Regions from separate parts of the Mus musculus genome. Here region 1 is linked to region 2. A link is a loop called in an ENCODE intact Hi-C map of the cell type or tissue named here. Cell type or tissue: heart. All regions are shown on one strand. Each heading gives the region's core, and the rest is flanking DNA. Links, peaks and the distances in the headings are about the cores only.

The links. Peaks named below come from ENCODE experiments on the same cell type or tissue, not always from the same donor. Only the 100,000 strongest peaks of a DNase experiment are listed, where the experiment ranks them.
Region 1: a loop joins it to region 2, with 2.8 times the contacts of the local background. A loop is called at or near these places in 4 of 42 quality-filtered maps.

Annotation. Positions count from the first base shown.
Region 1 is chr4:148,489,020-148,499,033 of GRCm38, reverse strand. It overlaps Mtor (mechanistic target of rapamycin kinase), which reads right to left. Exons shown (of 58, transcript NM_020009.2): 26 at 9,416-9,558; 27 at 7,537-7,699; 28 at 7,268-7,413. It overlaps Angptl7 (angiopoietin-like 7), which reads left to right. Exons shown (of 5, transcript NM_001039554.3): 2 at 946-1,046; 3 at 1,557-1,751; 4 at 2,343-2,541; 5 at 2,710-3,754. The coding sequence ends at 2,879. Among named protein-coding and RNA genes, the nearest start is that of Angptl7, 6.4 kb to the left of the region's middle. In heart, for the core only: CTCF peaks have their summits at 4,234 (motif pointing left) and 7,397; DNase peaks (open chromatin) are centred at 7,475 and 8,373.
Region 2 is chr4:148,600,541-148,608,540 of GRCm38, reverse strand. It overlaps Masp2 (mannan-binding lectin serine peptidase 2), which reads right to left and starts at 5,997. Exons shown (of 11, transcript NM_001003893.2): 1 at 5,951-5,997; 2 at 5,645-5,873; 3 at 5,372-5,549; 4 at 4,723-4,854; 5 at 2,765-2,961; 6 at 2,365-2,512; 7 at 482-600. The coding sequence starts at 5,955. In heart, for the core only: CTCF peaks have their summits at 570 (motif pointing right) and 3,532 (motif pointing right); DNase peaks (open chromatin) are centred at 3,650, 3,800 and 5,620.

The DNA of each region.
Region 1 (10,014 bases), core at 813-8,812, 110 kb after region 2:
CACTTTCATCTATGCTCCCTAAGTCTCCAGCCAAGGGGCACCAAGGAAAAAGTCTCAAGACATGCAGAAGTGTCTTGGGGCAACAGCCACAGAGTCTGCTAAAAACAGCTGCTTCTTTGAAGCCCCAGGACAGAGCCTCAAGGCGGCCATGGAAGCTTTCAGATCAAGCCCAAGGGGAAGTGGGGAAACTTCACTTCCTGGATTTTTTAAAAAGAATTATTTATTATTATACATAAGTACACTGTTGCTGTCTTCAGATGCACCAGAAGAGGGAGTCAGATCTTATTATGGGTGGTTGTGAGCTACCATGTGGTTGCTGGGATTTGAACTCAGGACCTTCGGAAGAGCAGTCAGTGCTCTTACTCGCTGAGCCATCTCGCCAGCCCCACTTCCTTGATTTATCAAAGTTTTAGGAACAGTCTCAAGTGCTGCTGGTTTTCATTTGAGCATCTAGTGATGTGAGACTGGGGAGGGAGAAGATTTCCAATCTGTCTCCCTTAATCTGAGTACCTGTTGGCTGGTAGCTGAGAAACAACATAAAACCAAACTCCCTGAAATACTCTGGAGTTTGCCTCTAGCTCAAGCCTGAAGCTTCTCTCAGGGCAGCTGCCACGTGCCCTTCGCAGACCATACCATTATTGTTTCTGGAATTCACAGCCTGGCACTTCAGCAGGATGTCTTACTTAGACTTAGCCCGAAGCTTCCTGCTTAACGGTCCCTTGGCACAGGTTAAGAATCCCCTTACTCTACTGCCCCATAACCAAGGCGGCCTGAGCAGGCCTCTCAGCCCTGATGCCCACTTCTCGACATCGGTACCCCAGGGGAACTACCCACGGGCACGCTGAGGTACAAATCAAGTCTTGGTTTTTAATCCAGCTCAGATGCACCAGGCATGTCTGACCAACCTCAAGGCCCAAATCTCTGTTTACTCTGCGTCCCTCACAGATGCCATCTATGACTGTTCTTCCCTGTACCAGAAGAACTACCGAATCTCTGGAGTGTACAAGCTTCCTCCTGACGAGTTCCTGGGGAGCCCTGAGCTAGAGGTGAGGTCACTACTGCCCTGCCCTACCCTTTGTCCTCCAGCCCTGAAAGGTACATGGATAACAGGACTTCTTCTGGTCTATGGAAAGGGAAGTTCAAGAATCAAATGTACCCCATGATGGACTGTGAGAATGCTCAGTTTACGGGCCCCTCCCTCCACTCCAGCCCGCTACTGTCTGCAGAATCAGCTGTCCTAGTTCTTCCCGACACAGAACGAGATCAGCTCTCTCTAGGAGGAGGGAAGACACTAGAAGGAGACACGTGGAAGTACCTGATTTTCCCATTTACATTGTGTTCACACTGCCTGCCCGCCATGCCCCACTGACACTCGTTCCCAAGCTAGCCACCACCGTGCCCCCGCCTCCACGTTGGGGGCAGTGTTTCTGCTAGAGAATGCAGAGAGCACAAGGATCACTGACTCACTAGATAGATACAGCACACAGCTTGGGAAGTCTGTCCTTAAGCTCCTGCCCCTGCCCTTGCGCCTGCCCAGAGGGTCCTCTCTGCTTCAGGTGTTCTGTGACATGGAAACTTCAGGAGGAGGCTGGACCATCATCCAGAGACGTAAGAGTGGCCTTGTCTCCTTCTACCAAGACTGGAGACAGTATAAGCAAGGGTTTGGCAGCATCCGAGGTGACTTCTGGCTGGGGAATGAACATATCCACCGGCTCACCAGGCAGCCAAGCCGGCTTCGTGTGGAGCTGGAGGTAAGCTCGAGCTGCAAGGCCCCGTCTGGCCCAGGCCCACTGCACACATGGTTCATAGGCATCACCACAGTCTACTCACTCTAGGTGTGCTCAGTCAGTGCAGCAATGCTCCTGAAAGCTTTCTGTTTTTCTGTCTCCAAGCGAGGTCCAGGAAGACCCAGGGCAGAACAGGGTAAATGCATAGTTACTGGGATGGAAAGAAAACACCATCTCCTTTGCTCTGGGATCTTGTTAAGTACAAGCCACAGTGATGCTGTGTGGTGGCCCCTTTAGATGGCTTCAAGCATGATGTCCTCACTTACTCCTACCGCATCTCAGGATGAGATTTAACACAAACCACACATCTGCCCCTTCAGACAGACATGAAGGGTTGCAGACAAGCAATCCAGGCCATACGGTGAGACCAGACCCAAGTTTGCTCTCAGACCTTCGTTTGCTGACTGCTAGCTAACATGGCAACCTGCAATAGTCTTACCAGAGTTCCACCTCTGAAGAAATGTTTAGCCGTGGCGCTCATGAGAGAGGAAGGGACCGAGGTCTGCAGAAACGAATCCTTTATGGTTTCCCTAATGCTCTGCTCCTCCTTTTCAGGACTGGGAGGGCAATGCACGCTACGCAGAGTATAGCTACTTTGCGTTGGGCAATGAACTGAACAGCTACCGCCTCTTCCTGGGGAACTACAGTGGCAACGTGGGGAAGGACGCCCTCCTCTACCATAACAACACCGTCTTCAGCACCAAGGACAAGGACAACGACAACTGCTTGGACAAGTGCGCACAGCTCCGAAAAGGTGAGACCTGGGCGGCAGGGAGGGCTGGGCCCACTAAGGACAGCAGTGAGCTACAGATCTGTTGCTGCTGCTCTGGCCGTGCTGTCCCCTTCGCTTTAAGGCCACCCATCAGCCCTAGTCTAGGGAGGACGTCCCCAGCCTACTAGCCTCATCTGTCTCTCATGCCAGGTGGCTACTGGTACAACTGCTGCACAGACTCCAACCTCAATGGGGTGTACTACCGCCTTGGCGAGCACCGAAAGCACATGGATGGCATCAGCTGGTATGGCTGGCATGGAGCCAACTATTCCCTCAAACGTGTGGAAATGAAGATCCGCCCAGAAGCCTTCAAGCCCTGAGAGAAGGCAGACACTGAGGAGGGAGAACAGCATGGGAGGAGGAGGTGGACACAGGGTAGGAGGGAACAGTTTATCATCCAGGAGCACAATATAACTTTACCTGTGTGAGCACACACACACAATAGAACCACACGTGCCAACAGTGCACACTAGCAGATGGAGCCAGGCGGACCCAGTGGGGCCTGCCACGGTGCCTCACGGGAGAACTCATGGACAACGGTAACCCTGAGGTCACTTAACCCATTTTCCCTAACTGAGGCTTAGATGACACGAGGGAAAAGAACAAATAAAAACCTGGTGTGATTCTCAGCGGAGAGGCTGTGAGAAATGAAAGAAAGCAGGTGGTGGAGAAGGGGCTTCCAAGTCTTACCCCGCGACACTTCCTTGTGTCTATAGTATTTGTTTTGTTTTTCTTTTTGAGACAGGGTCTCTCTACACAGCTCTTTCTGTCCTGGAACTCACTATGTAGACCAGGCTGACCTTGAACTCACAGAGATCTACCTGCTTCTGCCTCCCAAGTACAGGGATTAAAGGCATGTACCACCATACCCAGTATATATAATTTTTAAGACACAAAAAACATGGAGATAGAGAGCAGCTGCCCAGGTGTCTCCGGGGGGGCCTTGTTGTCAGAGTCCTGGGGGAGAGAGGAGCACTGGACAACATGCTGCGGGTCTGACGTGGCGAGAACACCAGCCGGAGGTGAGCACAGACTCTGGGTGATCACAATACTGCCTTCAAACATCCTCAGTCAAAAACCAAAAGATCCCCTTTAATAAAAATGCTTGGAAAATGAAGGTAGATGGCGCTGTGGTTTAAAACTTGTGATGTATATAGAAGCATCTTCCTTGTAAAAATAAAATATTGTAATTCCTATTTTTCTTTTTTTACTTTTTATTAGGTATTTTCCTCATTTACAATTCCTATTTTTCAAAATATCTTTTTCTATTACAATAAATACTATCAAAATTTGATGATTTTCTTTTAAATTCTTATTATTACCACTGAGAGCGGGGTGAAAACTGCAGGTGAGAAGTCAGAATGAGCGGTGACCCTGGAGTTTGTTCAAGGAAACCAAAGAAGCAGGACACTCCCCCCACACACATCCTAAAAACTGGGAAGAGGAAAGGGGGGGAAAGGGCAGCGGGGTTGGGGGGAGGCAGAGGGAGAGGAGTGGAAAGGGCAGAAGCCACTGCACAGCAGGAGCAGAGCCCGGCACTGACAGCCCCACACCAATGCGCTCTCAGGACACTTTACAGAGAGATGTTCCTGCTTCCTCCCTTCACCATCGGGATGTCCAGCGGTTCTGCCCTTTACACAAAGGACCGCCCTCTAGAGGAAGTCAGTACAAGATAAGCCATGACTCCCACTTAACTTCTGTGACGCCAGGAATCTCCTTCCCCTCATGAGCACTAACCTTGGGGATTTTCAAAGACAAAAGTGAGCAAAGAAGCTGCATGAGGTAGGATTCCCAGGGGAGAGCTATTCAAGCACAACCTTCCCCAGGCAGGCAGGAGGCAGGAGAAGGCAGTGCCCAGAACCACAAGGCAAGGAGGATGGGGACAGGCTGCACAGGCGGGTGCAGAGGAAGGCGCCCACTCAGAAAAGCTGATAATTCTCCTTTCATTTAGTGTGATCCCCATAATGAAACCTTCTCAGAGATGGCAAGGGGCCGGGGTTGGGGTGTGGAGAATGGACAAGGCACTCCTAGCTCCTCCATTTCCCAAGCACATACTGGCTGATGGGTGGACACCAAGCATGGCGCCCCACAGCCTCTCCCCAGAGAGAAGACAGAACCACCAGGAACCAGAAGCAGAGTTGGGCGTTGCTGAGACAAAGGGCATTTTGTTCTGACGGGGTCTTCTAGAAACGAACAGGAGTTACACAGAACAGGAGTTACATCCAGAGGATGCTCACAATCAGTCTGACAAGAAGATCTGCCCAGTGAGCACCAGTCCCTGCTTTTCACTATGCAGACCTTAGAGCAGGGCAGAGAGCACAGAGCTTAGCTGAGCTCCTCTATTGTACTGAGCAAGGACAAGGCTGGGCACTGTGGTGCACCTCTTTAATCCCAGTGCTTGGGTGCAAGAGGCTAGCAGATCTCTGCTGAGGCCAGCCTGGTCTACACAAAGAGATCCTGTCTGAAAACCACCACCACCACCACCACCACCACCACCACCACCACCAAAGGTAGACCAACAGACTCTGCCCTTGAGTGCTGGATAACTAAGGCGAGTCCCACAGCTGTTATGCTATGCTCCTTAGAGTCCAATTCCTTCTAATCCACTGTCCCCTGAGAAGTGATGACACTTCTCATCTATGTGAGCTTCAAGGAGCTTAAATTGTCTCAACAGTGACCCAGCTCGGAGATTACATGTAGGATTTAATTTGCCCTCAGACTGGTAAGAAATCCAACACATAGGAAACAGACTGAAACAAAGCAGAAAATCCTCCCATATCGGCCTCTTGAGTCCTGAGATTACAGGTGTGCATCAGCACATCTGGCTAAAAAGGCAATTTGCTTTTTAAAAACAAAACCAAGAGAAAACTGGTTAAAGTAAGTGTGTGTATCACTGTAAGCTCTGAGAATAAGTAAATTAACAAGGGGAATATAAGTAGGAAAAAAATCAACCTATGTATGTGAGAGAAGGGTGTTACCCTTCAGCTTGCTGGGGAGAGGGGCAGGTACTCAGGCAGTGACTTGAGAGGCACGTCCTCAGGAGCACACAGCCGGCACACAACTCAAAGTGGCAAGACCCCGAGAAGAGCCAGAGACCTCTCCTCTCTAACTCTGCGGGGACTCTGGGGCAGCTTCCCGACATCAGCTTTGCCCAAGACTTTCCCTTACAACTTTCTCAGCAAGCTGGGTATGGAGGCATATCTATAATCATAGAATTGAGGCAAGAGCATTCTAAGTTCATTCTGTGCTACATAGGAAGAAATGAAATAACCAAAAAAAGATCCAACACCTTCCAGAAGCAATAAAACAACCTGCCCTAGTAAAGATGGCACTCAGTGCAAGCCAACTGTCACTGGCAGGGAATGCTGCAGGTGAAGGCAAAGAAGGGGCTAAGAGGCTCAGGAGGCGCCTAAGGGGCAGACGGAAGGGGACTGAGCTCCATCAGCTGAACAGGCTTGCATAGCTTAAGGCACATGATTCCCTAAGAACTGAACTTACAAATAAAAAACAAAACAAAATGTATCCCATCAAACCAACAATCTATTCAACCATTCTATTCTTACGACATCTTTCTGCTAAAAACTGCATCAGCTTCAATGTTTGTATGATTATCTCAAATATGAGAAAAAGTCAAGGGTGGGATGGGAGAGCTGCAAACAGGTCAGAAAAGTCAGTGAGGACCCAATAGACAAAGCAGTCTGAGCTCACACGCCCCAGCAGCAGCCTCCGTTCTGTCAGCTATCACATGAAGCTGTGCAAGGGAGAGGAGGCACAGGGAGAGACACAAGTTTTTGTGTTTCCTATTCTGAAGCAGGCCTCAAGGGATGGCACATCTGTAACTGTTCCCATAGCGCACCTCAGAGGTCATCATTCTCTGTGCCGGTGGATCTAGGCAGAAGCAGGATTCCACTTCGACCTTTCAGATCCTGCCACAGGGAGAATGAACACTGGGCTCGGCTGCTGAAGCACTCTGCTCGGCAGGCTCTGTCTGCCCTCCCGCCCAGAAACTTATCAGCTGTTGATTTTTCCTGAGCTCTCTACAGTTAAATGATGAACCACGTTAGGATCTCCATGGAGATGATTAGATTCCAGAGTTAACATTCTCCAGGCTCATTAGGGGAAGTGAGCAGCTCTCTAGGAGCTGGTGCTAATGTTTCCGGTTGCTTGTAATTCCTAAAAGCACACAATTTATTAAACAACTTCCTTTTCCAGACCCAGAAGACTCAAAACCATCTTAAGGGAGGAGGGAGGAGAGGACAATCAGGGAAATGGAGGAAAAGATCACCGCATCTCGGACTTTACGCTTTATACTCACAACTCCAAAGAAGGAAGAGTGGGCAACTGAAAGACATGCTCTGTAGACCTGACCCTGACTCTGGGTGGCCCCCGAAGCCAGGAACCAGGGTGGCCTAATCCTGCTCAGAAGCCTCGCCTAACTTAGACGCCCTGTGCTGTGGTCAGAGCTGCGTCCCACTGACTTCACTGGGACAAAAAACACAGACTGGGAATCAACGGAGTGAAGGTGGTGAGGACGGACAGACATGACAGGCGTGGCTTAAGTGCTGGCAGTACCATCAGAGTGCCATCTGGACCATGGATTTAATGTGCCAGCCAGACCCAGGGGCAGCTTTCACACAGCTGAGTTCTCCACCTGACCCCAGTGAACGGGACAAGCAATGGGAGATGATAACAAGTGTCCATGGCCTACCTGATGAGGGACTCAAGTATGGCAGGCGTGGGCCCTTTCTGGAACTCCAGTTCTTTGTAGTGCAGTGCTTTGGCATATGCCCGGCACTTGGCAGCTCTCTCACCCAGGAGCACGATGCCATTGTCATCTCTCAGCGGCAGGGGGCCCTACAGAGTAAAGCACAGAAATACAGTAGCTGGGCACACACAAGAGGAGGCTGTGTGGCTGCTCCCCTTCTGCCAGCCAGTTTCCTATCACTGTCCGTCGGGACAAGGGGGGCAGAGTCTCACCTTGTCACTGTGTTCCATGAACTCAGCCAAGTTCAGGAGGGTTTGTGTGACTTCAGCAATGTCTTGAGAAGTGAGAGCCAACTCAATACTCCTGATGAGCTCATCTTGCTGGTCTTCATTCAGCTCAGACCAGCAGGACACAAAGGCAGCATTGAAGAGATCCCTGTAAGCACAGGGACAGACAAGGATGCACCTCTGCTGGGTGCCACCAGCACCATCAACCCGTTTCTGGCACTGCAGTTTGGTTGCAAGAGCAATGCTGTCGGACAGAACCTGTTGGATGGTACCTAAACCTTCCTCAAGAGGCAGAGGAACGAAACACCTGACCTGAACAAGGTCGGGAACTTTAAAGTAAAAGCAGCACGTGTGCCTACTGACGACCAATCTTTTTGTTTGTTTGAGCAAGGTCTCACACTGTGGCCAACACTGTTTCAAACTCACAGCAATTCTCCTGCTTCAACCTCCCAACTGCTGTGCTTTTTAGGCCCACATCATCATCAAGCCAAGCAATGACAACTCTCTCTTTTAGGGCAGGTATAGACATGATATACAGGGAACTGTGGGAGAGTGGGGTGGGGAAGAGAACACGCAAACAAACTTGTCTTCACAGTGATGTTTCCTGGCAGTTTCTGCCTTGTTTCTCTTCACTGGGATGAACAGAAAGAGAACTTCTAAGTGAACAGACTGAGGAAGTAGCAGTCCTTATGTGATCCTTGGAACATTTCCTGGACAATGTCCAAATTCTTAAGATCAAAAACGGCCAAGGCAGCATCTGCTACACTGATGACTACGTAAGAGAAGGCTACACGCTCAAGGCACCAGCAGAAAATAAACACGAAGGTATGCGAGGCTCTGGCCAGCCTCCAACACCAAAAGAGCTAGCTACTTCCAAGGCAGTACCACCAACTTGAAATCGCCACAGTGTCACATGGATGAACTCTCCCACCCCCTAGCCCCACCTTCCACTCTACTTTTCTAGGCTCTGTGGCCTGTGGTGGCAGAGGAGAGGACAGTGTAACACGTCCCTGCAGTGATGGGTTTAGAACTATGCTTCTTCAATCGCCATTACACATTTCAAGGTTAAGTTAGAACGAGTATAATTTTGGAATTTGATAGGAAAAAAGAAAACCACCCAAAATTTGAAATTCTAATCAGACTGACAAGTCTAGTGTAAATGAAAAATAAGGGGCTGGTGAGATGGCTCAGTGGGTAAGAGCACCCGACTGTTCTTCCAAAGGTCCAGAGTTCAAATCCCAGCACCCACATGGTGGCTCACAGCCATCTGTAACAAGATCTGACTCCCTCTTCCGGAATGTCTGAAGACAGCTACAGTGTACTTACATATAATAAATAAATAAATCTTTAAAAAAAAAAAAGAAAAATAAGCTTTCCTTATCTATCCAGATGTGACAGTGGATCTCCAGTGTTTACATTTGGGACTAAGTTATTAATAAATGGCCACAGTTTCTCTGGACATGGCATTGTGCTCAGAGGTGACCTGGGTAGAAGGTGACACAGACGATCAGCGAGGCATGTGTGAGCCTACACCACAGACAGATACACTAGAGAACTTCTAGACGCGGCACTTTAAATATTAAAGACACAAACAAACAACTTGAGATAAATTAGAGGAAGCAAATCATGACAAACTGTAATCTTGGAGCCCACGACTACTGCTCAATACACAGCAAGCCAGCTGTGCTGATGAAACTGACATAAAATACCTTGCTTGTAATGTCTGTTAATAAAAATGGCTGCCCATTAATTAAATTACCATTTTATGCCTCACTATAAACAATAAATGTCCACTGTGGGGTTGGGGAGGAGCCTTGAGCAAAGGGAAGAGAGCCAGGTCGGAGCTCTGCGTGCCGTACCGTACCTGGCCATGGGGTTGTAGGCCTGCGCCAGGGCCCAGCATGAGCGCAGGGAGGGCGATGAGGAGTCCTTCAGAAGCTCCAGACTCAAGCGCCTCAGCCACTCCAGCCAGTCGTCCTTGGAGACCCTTCTGGCAGCTCCCCAGGCCTGTGATACCATAGGTGACAATGAGAAACCATCAAATTTAAGGGCCAGTTGTGAGGCGCAACCATGGCAACCTATGTCACCACCATTCTGCTCTGATTAGTAAATTCATACCTACTATGATAAAGCTCTCCCAGAACATAAGCAAAGCAGTGATGTTTCATTAAAATACATAAAGCAAAAGTGGTGGCCCCAAGAACATAGCACAGTGTGGGAAAGGCCACCTGCTGGTGCTGGACTCTCCAGAACCAATGTGACCAGGTCTGTCACATTCAGAGCGTGTGCCTTCAATGAAGTCTAAGGGCCACTGCAGTACAGAAGTGAGCTGGGCATTCGGCGCTATAGTAAGAATTCTGGAATTTTGGTTTCTTTAAAAACAAGACAGAAATACTGTAAGAATATATTTTTGTGGCCATCACTGGAAAGAGAGGCCCACTGGACAGGCAAACTTTATATGCC
Region 2 (8,000 bases), core at 1-8,000:
ACAGTGAGCACTATTTATAACTTTGCAGAATGCATTCTTTCCAGGTCTAACCTTTGTGGGCTCAGGAGTTGTTCCAGGGGAAAGCTATCCACTGACCAGGGAGGACTTAATTTTACAGGAAGAGCTATGCAGAGCTTGTGGGGCAGGGCGAGCTCACTCTGTTCTGTTGTTTCAGCCACTTTACAGAGCTGCTGCAGTGTGCAAATGATCGGAAGTTCTCTGTAATGACTAGCCTACAAGAGTGGTTAGGGCAGACGGCTGTGGGGTGTGCTCACAACCATCTATAATGGGATCGGATGCCTCTTCTGGTGTGTCTGAAGACAGTGACTGTACAGACAGGACCCCCACCACCACACAAGTCTCCTGTCATCCTTCATTGTTTTCTGCAAATGTACTACTTTGATTTTCTGAATAGGTACTTCCTGTTTTCATCTCTCATCCCAAAGCCATCTTGATCATTAGCATTTTTTTAGTAACTCACTTGCAGAAGCTCGAAGCCTGTCTTGCAGAAGACAGAAAACCTGTCCTTCAGGACATATATGGCTTGCACAGGTGAAATGCTGCCATTAGGTGGCGCCGTTGGATCAGGGCAGGGCCGTGCTGTGCAAGGGAAACAGGTTTATTGTTTATGTCTGTAACAGCCAAACCTGAAGTCAGCAATCTGCATTTTCAGTTTATAAAGGAAACAAGAGGCATAGAGAGCCTGCCTCACGTGTGGTGGTCATCCAAACACTTCACACCAAAGGCAAAATTTAAGCTGAATTACTTGCACACAAATCAAGACTTGTGTCTTGCTGGGTGTGGTGGCACACACTTTTATTCCTAGCACTCAGGAGGCAGAGACAGGTGGATCTCTCTGAGTTCAAGGCCAGCCTGATCAACAAACAAAGTGAGTACAGGACAGCAAGACTTTTTTTTTTTTTTTTTGGTTTTTGAGACAGGGTTTCTTTGTGTAGCCCTGGCTGTCCTGGAACTACTCTGTAGTCCAGGCTGTCCTCGAACTCAGAAATTCTTCGCCTGCCTCTGCCTCCCAAGTGCTGGGATTAAAGGAGTGTGTCACCACTGCCCGGCCATTTCTTTGTCCATGACTCAGCTACAGGTAGGTAGGTAAACTAGATTTGGAGATGTAGACATGGTACAACAGGTAAGAACACTGCTTTCCAGAGGACTCCAGGTGGGGTCCCAGCACCCACATCAGTGCTTACATCCACTTATAACTCCAGCCTCAGGGGGTCTGACCCTTCAGATGTCCTTGGCATTTGTACACACATGGCATACAGACTATTTTGGTCTTTTGAGACACCGTTTTATGGTGTATTCTTAACTGTCCTGGAAACTGAGCTGTAGACCAGGCTGGTCTAGAACTCACAGAGTTCTGCCTGCCTCTGCCTCCTGAGTGCTGGGATTAAAATCATGTGCCAGGCTGGGCAGTAGTGGGGCACACCTTTAATCCCAGCACTTGGGAGGCAGAGGCAGGCGGATTTCTGAGTTCGAGGCCAGCCTGGTCTACAGAGTGAGTTCCAGGACAGCCAGGGCTACACAGAGAAACCCTGTCTTAGGAGAGAAAAAAAAAAAAAGAAAACCAAGAGCCAGGTATGAAAACCAAGAGCCAGGTATGGTGGCATACACCTTTGATCCCAGTACTTGGGAGGCAAAAGCAGGTGGACCTCTGAGTTTGTGTGTTCAAGGACAGCCAGGGCTGTTATACAGAGAAACCCTGTCTTGAAACACCACTGCCCTGTCCCGTCCCCACCCCTCAAAGGCTGTGCCACAATGACATCACATTTCTCCTCTGGATTGGGAGCAGGTGTTGTTGGGGACCCTGGCCCCTCTCTGCATTTAGTACTTTTGGCACACTTTTTTTTTTTTTTTTTTTAAATAATGTGAACTTGAGCACAGAGCCTGTGCATGCTGGACAGGCTCACTGCCACTGGGCTTCACCCCTGTTAGTACATCTCTATGAAGAGTAAAGACGGGCAGGTAAATAGCTGTCTGGGCCGGGCCGGTGGGTGCTGAGGGGGGTGGTACAGAGGGAGCATGGACCTGTGCTGAGGCAGGGCGATCAGAGCTTAAGGCCAGCTACCGCTATAGAACAAAAGATAGACCCTAACTCAGAACACCAGAGTTGAGCAAAGAGGGGGTTGCTTAGGTAAATGGCTGGCTGAGTATGGGGTGCGAGGGGGAAGGGTAGTCTGTCTGTTGCTGTTTTCTGATCAAGGGCCATCACTTGACAGACCACCGTCCTCAAGCAGGGCTCCCTTCCCTGGCCTGCGATAGAGGAGTCCAATGCTTTGTAGCTTGCTGATGCTGCATAAGGGACACTTTCTTTTGCTGCCTGCATCTGGGGGCAGGCCATTCGCTCACCTGTGCTTGTGTAGTGTATCTTCCAGCCTGTGTGGTTCCCCGACTCGTCAGTGGCAAAGGTGATGGTCACCTTGTGGCTGTCAGTTTCAATCCTGGGAGGCAGCGTCTTCCCACAAAATGGGCCGTGTTCCCCCTTGTCTGTTTGAATCTGAATAAAGAACCCCAGGGACCTGCTGCAGGGTTCTAGCCCCAGTTAGATGGAAGCAAAGTAACTTGAACTGGCTTGGGCAGGCTGGGAACAAAAGGTGGGATGTCTTAATGCTGAAGCCACAGCCTGGCTTAGACCTACCCCCAGCCCCGCAAAGAAAGGTTGATTAAGATTCACTGGAGAACAGCCATAGGCGCAGTGTTGAAAGATGGGGGAGGGAAAAGAGCTGTGACAAGGATGCAAGAGCCAGACCTTGAGGGAGTCATAGGGGCACTGGGCTTCAGGGTGCGTCTCCACATCGAAGGACTCCACGAAGTCCAGGATGACACTGAAGCCGTCCTCCAGGCGGATGCTGTAGGTGCAGCTGGAGAGCTTGGGGTATGGCTGTGGGTACTCAGGGCTACTGAGATACCCAGATCTTCCTGTGAACACCTGGCCTGAACAAAGGGCTGGGAAGAAAGAAGATTGGATAGGGCCGGGCGTGGTGGCGCATGCCTTTAATCCCAGCACTTGGGAGGCAGAGGCAGGCGGATTTCTGAGTTTGAGGCCAGCCTGGTCTACAGAGTGAGTTCCAGGACAGCCAGGGCTACACAGAGAAACCCTGTCTTAAAAAAAAAAAAACAAAAAAGGCTCTGCTCCTGGAGGGATACTGGAGGATAGAGAATGCCTGCGACATCTAGATCCTGGGCTTGGTCAAGACCCTGCACTTGATAATCTGCAGAGGCAGGAGAGTACCCCATCTCCCACACCAAACGATGATGAATGGCAGTGGGGAAGGGGGCTCCATTCTCCTCAGGCTTTGGCTAAAGCGTGATGTGATAGTTTATCTGATGATTCAGAGTCACAAAGAGGTGGAGAGCAAAGCCAGAGGGAGGGGGGCCCTGGAAATAGGAGGCAGGCCACCTTCCCAAGGTCCCTATGACTCCAGGAAAAGGACAGAGGAGGCCCCTTGAACTAAGGGTTTCTTCTGCTCTCATATCACTCAGTGCCCAGCTCAGCAGTTCCCAAGTGAGGCCACAAGGGGGCTTCCACCCATATCTGGCAGGGACCAGCCCAGAGCCCTTGATCCCAGGTAACAAGCTGAACAGGCCTTTCCCTTAGAAGTGGCCCTGGTCTAGGGAAGTTGGTTACCAGTATGTACACAGTCTGCTTTCCTCTTTTGGGCTGCCAGGTGCCCTGTGGAGATCAGGCTCCAGTTCTGTTCCCTGCCCGCCTGCTCATGATGGGGACAGGCTGGGAAGAAGGCCTGTAGGAAGCTAAGGCTCTCGGTACTGCCCTCCTTTTGGAAGGTGGCTCCATACCAGCAGAGAGGACATCCCTGGATGCAGGGTGGCTAGCCTGATCCCCCAGTAACACCCCCTTTGGTCTCTGTTTTGAATCAAGCTCCCCGGGACAGGGAACAAAGACCTGCATTGACCTATAAATAAGAACTAGCTAAAATGTCCTAAGATCAGCCCCAGGGAACCCAGTAGAGGTGAGAGGATCTCCGTGTGGTGTGTGCGCTCAGGGAGTTCCTGACAAGGAGGAGGGCTAAGATGAAGGGACTGAGGTTACTCTACTGCCCTCCAAACCCGTCACCCCAACCCCGGCAAGAGACACACAGCCACAGTGGAAACGGAGGCAGGTTTATTATTGTCATGGTTAAGGTGAATGGGTGCTGTAGCTGGCAGTCATTCCAGCCTGACAGAGCAGCATCGTGTGGGCATGTACTGACTGGTATCTGACTCACTGGGGTGGGCGGGCTGTTGCTGAGGGAGGTTTAGAGGCTCTGCTCTGGAAGAGAAATGGGGGGTGGGGGAGCATCAGGAAGGCTGAGGAGAGAAGGGCTAGGGCAAAGGATCAAGAGACAGGGTAGAGGAGGCCAAAGGTTCACCCACTGGGGTCGGGAGCCATGGCTCTGAGCCTGCCTACACTCCTCTACTTTGAGGTCCTATGGTAGACACTGGAAGCTTAAGGTGTGCCCGGCTTATCCAGAGATACCAAGCCCACCTAGGAAGCACCCAGAAGGCAGAGACAATTGGCTGATGGAACTAGGGGTTCCAAGAGTAGGGGCGGGATCAAAGTACACCATTGGAGGGAGGGAAAGTGGGAGGAGTTAGACATGCTAATAGTGTTGGAGGAAGCAGAAGAGCCCAGCTCCCTGGGCAGAACAACTCCTGCTTTGGTAGCTGGAATAACCTGGTGTAGATGGGATGCCCCTACCCCCTCACCTGAGCACGTGTGCTTGTTCTGGTGGAGAACGTAGCCCGCTCTGCAGGAGCAATAGTAGCCGCCCAAGTAGTTGTGGCAATAATGGTCACAAGGGACTGAGTCTCCCAGAGACACTCTGCATTCATCCACATCTAAAGGAGAGAGGCCAGGCAGACAGGAGGGAAAGAGATGGAACAGAGAGCTCAGGCTTTGGTGGCCCTGACCCACTTGATAGGAGGCCTGTTGCTTCGCCTGGGCCTGGGCCCAGAGTTGCAAGTAGCACCGTTGCTAAACCAGTGGCAGGTTAAGTCACCCGGGCAGAGGAGGGAAGAGCCATCATCAATCCAGTGGCAACCGGGTAGAAGCTTTCTGAGCAGAGAGGTTGAGCCACTTGCCTGAGGTCACACAGTCTCTCTCCTTCAGGGACCAAAGAATACAGTCAAGTGGAAGGCTTCAGCCTGTGCAAGCCCTTTGTAACCCGATGGCTGCTCTGCGTTCCTGCATTCACGTGGCACGTGACAGCAGAACCCACCCGCCTTTCCTGTTGGTTTGACCTGAATCCAGAGCCCAAAGGAGAGGTGGGAAGCAAGACACCCAAAGATGGGGACGGGGCTAAGACAAGGCAGCCACCCAGCTGCATCTGGGCTGCCTGAGCCCACCACTGCTCACCCTCCGCTGCATAGAAGGCCTCAAACCCTGTGAACGGCTTCTCATTGGAGTAGTCGGAGTGGAAGGTGACCTTTAGGCTGGGACCCAGTGAGTAGAAGGTGTCATTGCCAGGTGCCTGCTCAGTGTCTGTACTCTCCTGCCCACACAGTGTGGCCAGCACCTTGGTCCCTGAGCTCAACTGTGGAGTCAGGGGTCAAGGGAGGGAGGTTAGAACCAGGCCCAGCCTTTGCTGTACCTCATAAGAAGGCCCCAGCCGAGCACCCCGTCAGATACCTTGACAAAGTCATACTCGCAGCGGTAAGAGAGTTCCAGGTCAAAGTGGGTGAAGTAGAGGCGCAGGCGGTAGCCAGGGGGTGCAGTCAGTGTCCAGGATCGATCTTGATGGTCAGCATACTTCTCTGGGAAGCCAGGGGACACCAGGCGCCCGAATACAGGTTCAGGCCACTTTGAACCCAGAAGTGTGGCCACCAAACTCCACAGCAGACCCAGGAAGATGAGTAGCCTGTGGGCAGGGGAGTGACATGAGGGTCCAGGCCTAACTCATTCAGCTTCCCCAGAAGCTATGGGTCGCCCACCCACCTCATGGTGTGCCACCTAGCTCTGCAGGTCCAGCGCCTATCACCTTTGATCTGTTTGTCCAGCACCAGGCCCCACCTCCACAAACCAAGGATTCTGGGAATCTACCCATGGCTCCTGCCTGCCTCCCTTCCAGGCAGGAAGGTTCGGTTCGGTGGCTCTGAGAGCCAGCCTGGTAGTAAAAAAAAATTCTACTCTCACCCACCATCTGCACTTCCTTCCTAGTGGGACCAGGAAGGTCTGGTGGGCGAGAGTCTCAGTGACGACGTGGACAGCCTAAGATCCCACCCCCACCCCCAACTCAGGGAGAGGCGAAAAAAGAATAATTTGAGGAAACTCATGAACAAAAGGATACGGAACAGGCATAAGATAAACTTTGGCTACACTTGGGACCATGAATGGTGGATGCAGGCAGGAGGAATGTCTTGCAGGTGACTTCTAAGCCCAAAGCAGAATTAGAAGCTGGGGTTCCTGGCACCGGTGCTCATTTGGAGATAACATGACTCATTTGAAAACAGGGTCTTTCCATTTAGCCCTGACTGGCTTTGAACGGTGGAGACCAGACTAGCCTCAGACTTGTCTAGTTCTCCTGCCTGTGGCTCTGGAGCCCTGCAGGGAGGGAACCTTTATCCCAGCAATTACATAAGTAAAAATTGAGAAATGGGGAGGCTTGGCTTGAACTTGGACTGGACTGTGGAGGCCCGCAAGGACAGCAGTTGTTTAGGTGTCTGTCTGTCTGTCTGTCTGAGTGCTGAGCCATGTATGTTCAATGCTTTTAGAGCCCAGAAGAGAGCGCTGGCTCTCCTGAAGTTGGAGTTATAGGCAGCTGGGGACCAAGTACTGGGAATTGAACTTGAGAACCCAGGGAGAGCAGCTAGTGCTAACAGCTGAGTCAGCTCGCCAAAGAAATCTCGGGGCAGGGGTGGGGGTGGGCGGTGCACACTTTTGATCCCAGCACTTGTGAGGCAGAGGCAGGCAGATTTCTGAGTTCCAGACCAGCCTGGTCTACAGATGAATTCCAGGGCAGCCAGGGCTACACAAAAACCTGTCTCAAATCAAAAAATAAACATTTTGGGCTGTTTTTTTTGTTTTTTGTTTTTTCATTATACCAAAATTGTTAGGGTCAGAACTCAAAACAGTTAGTCTCGGCTACCAGTCTTCAATAGGCCAATTATACAGACAACTTAATAGTGAAAAGCAGAGAAAAAGGATTTATTCAATGTGGCCACATTGGGAAGAGCAGAGGTCTAGTGAGCTCTTCAGAGTCCTGACCCGGGTTTGGATTTAACTGGAGATCAAGAGGTTTGTGTACATAAGCAATACTGCTCAAAATGTGGTCCCACCACCACTGTCTCAGCTGTCAGGTGAACGGGAACCATCAGAACTGTGTGGAATGGATTCCTGGCAGACAAGTTCCTCCTTGGGCAGGCGCTAGGCTGAGGCCTTCCCCCAGCAGAGGATACCTGGATGGTTCTAATGCCTTGGCATCCATTATTTCAATTGTTGGGTCAAAAGAAGGGCACAATGCCCCTTCAGAATAGCTTCTCCCCTCCCAAGATGGTTATGCTCATGGCTCAGGGAGAGTCTCCCAAGTGAGCTGCAGCCACTTTGTCTTCAGGGACACGCTGGCATTGCCCTGCCCTTGATGGACTTCTCCCTTCTGGTGAGGAGCTGGGGAGACCGGGCCTGTACAATCCGTGCACTGAGGCTTACAGGCATTTCCTGTCAAGAGGGGAAGGAGACTCTCAGGGGGTCAGCAGTTCTGGAGGAATGGGCCATCCTCTTGTTCTCACACCATGGGTATGTGTGGGCAGTTACTCTTGCTAAAGCTCCTTTCCAGTGGGGAGACTGGACCTCTCCTGAGGTCCAAAGGCCAAGGTTCCACTAAAGTTCACTTGGGGAACTAACGACCTATTAGGTTCATAGTTGAAGGTTACTGGCAAGGGTGTGGCTGCTTCACCCCAAGAAGCTGTGTGTGGAAAGCCTTTACCCAGCAGAGATGACAGCTCTCTTCCCTAGTCTTCCGCGGCCTGTATACTCTAGCCCCTCCCCA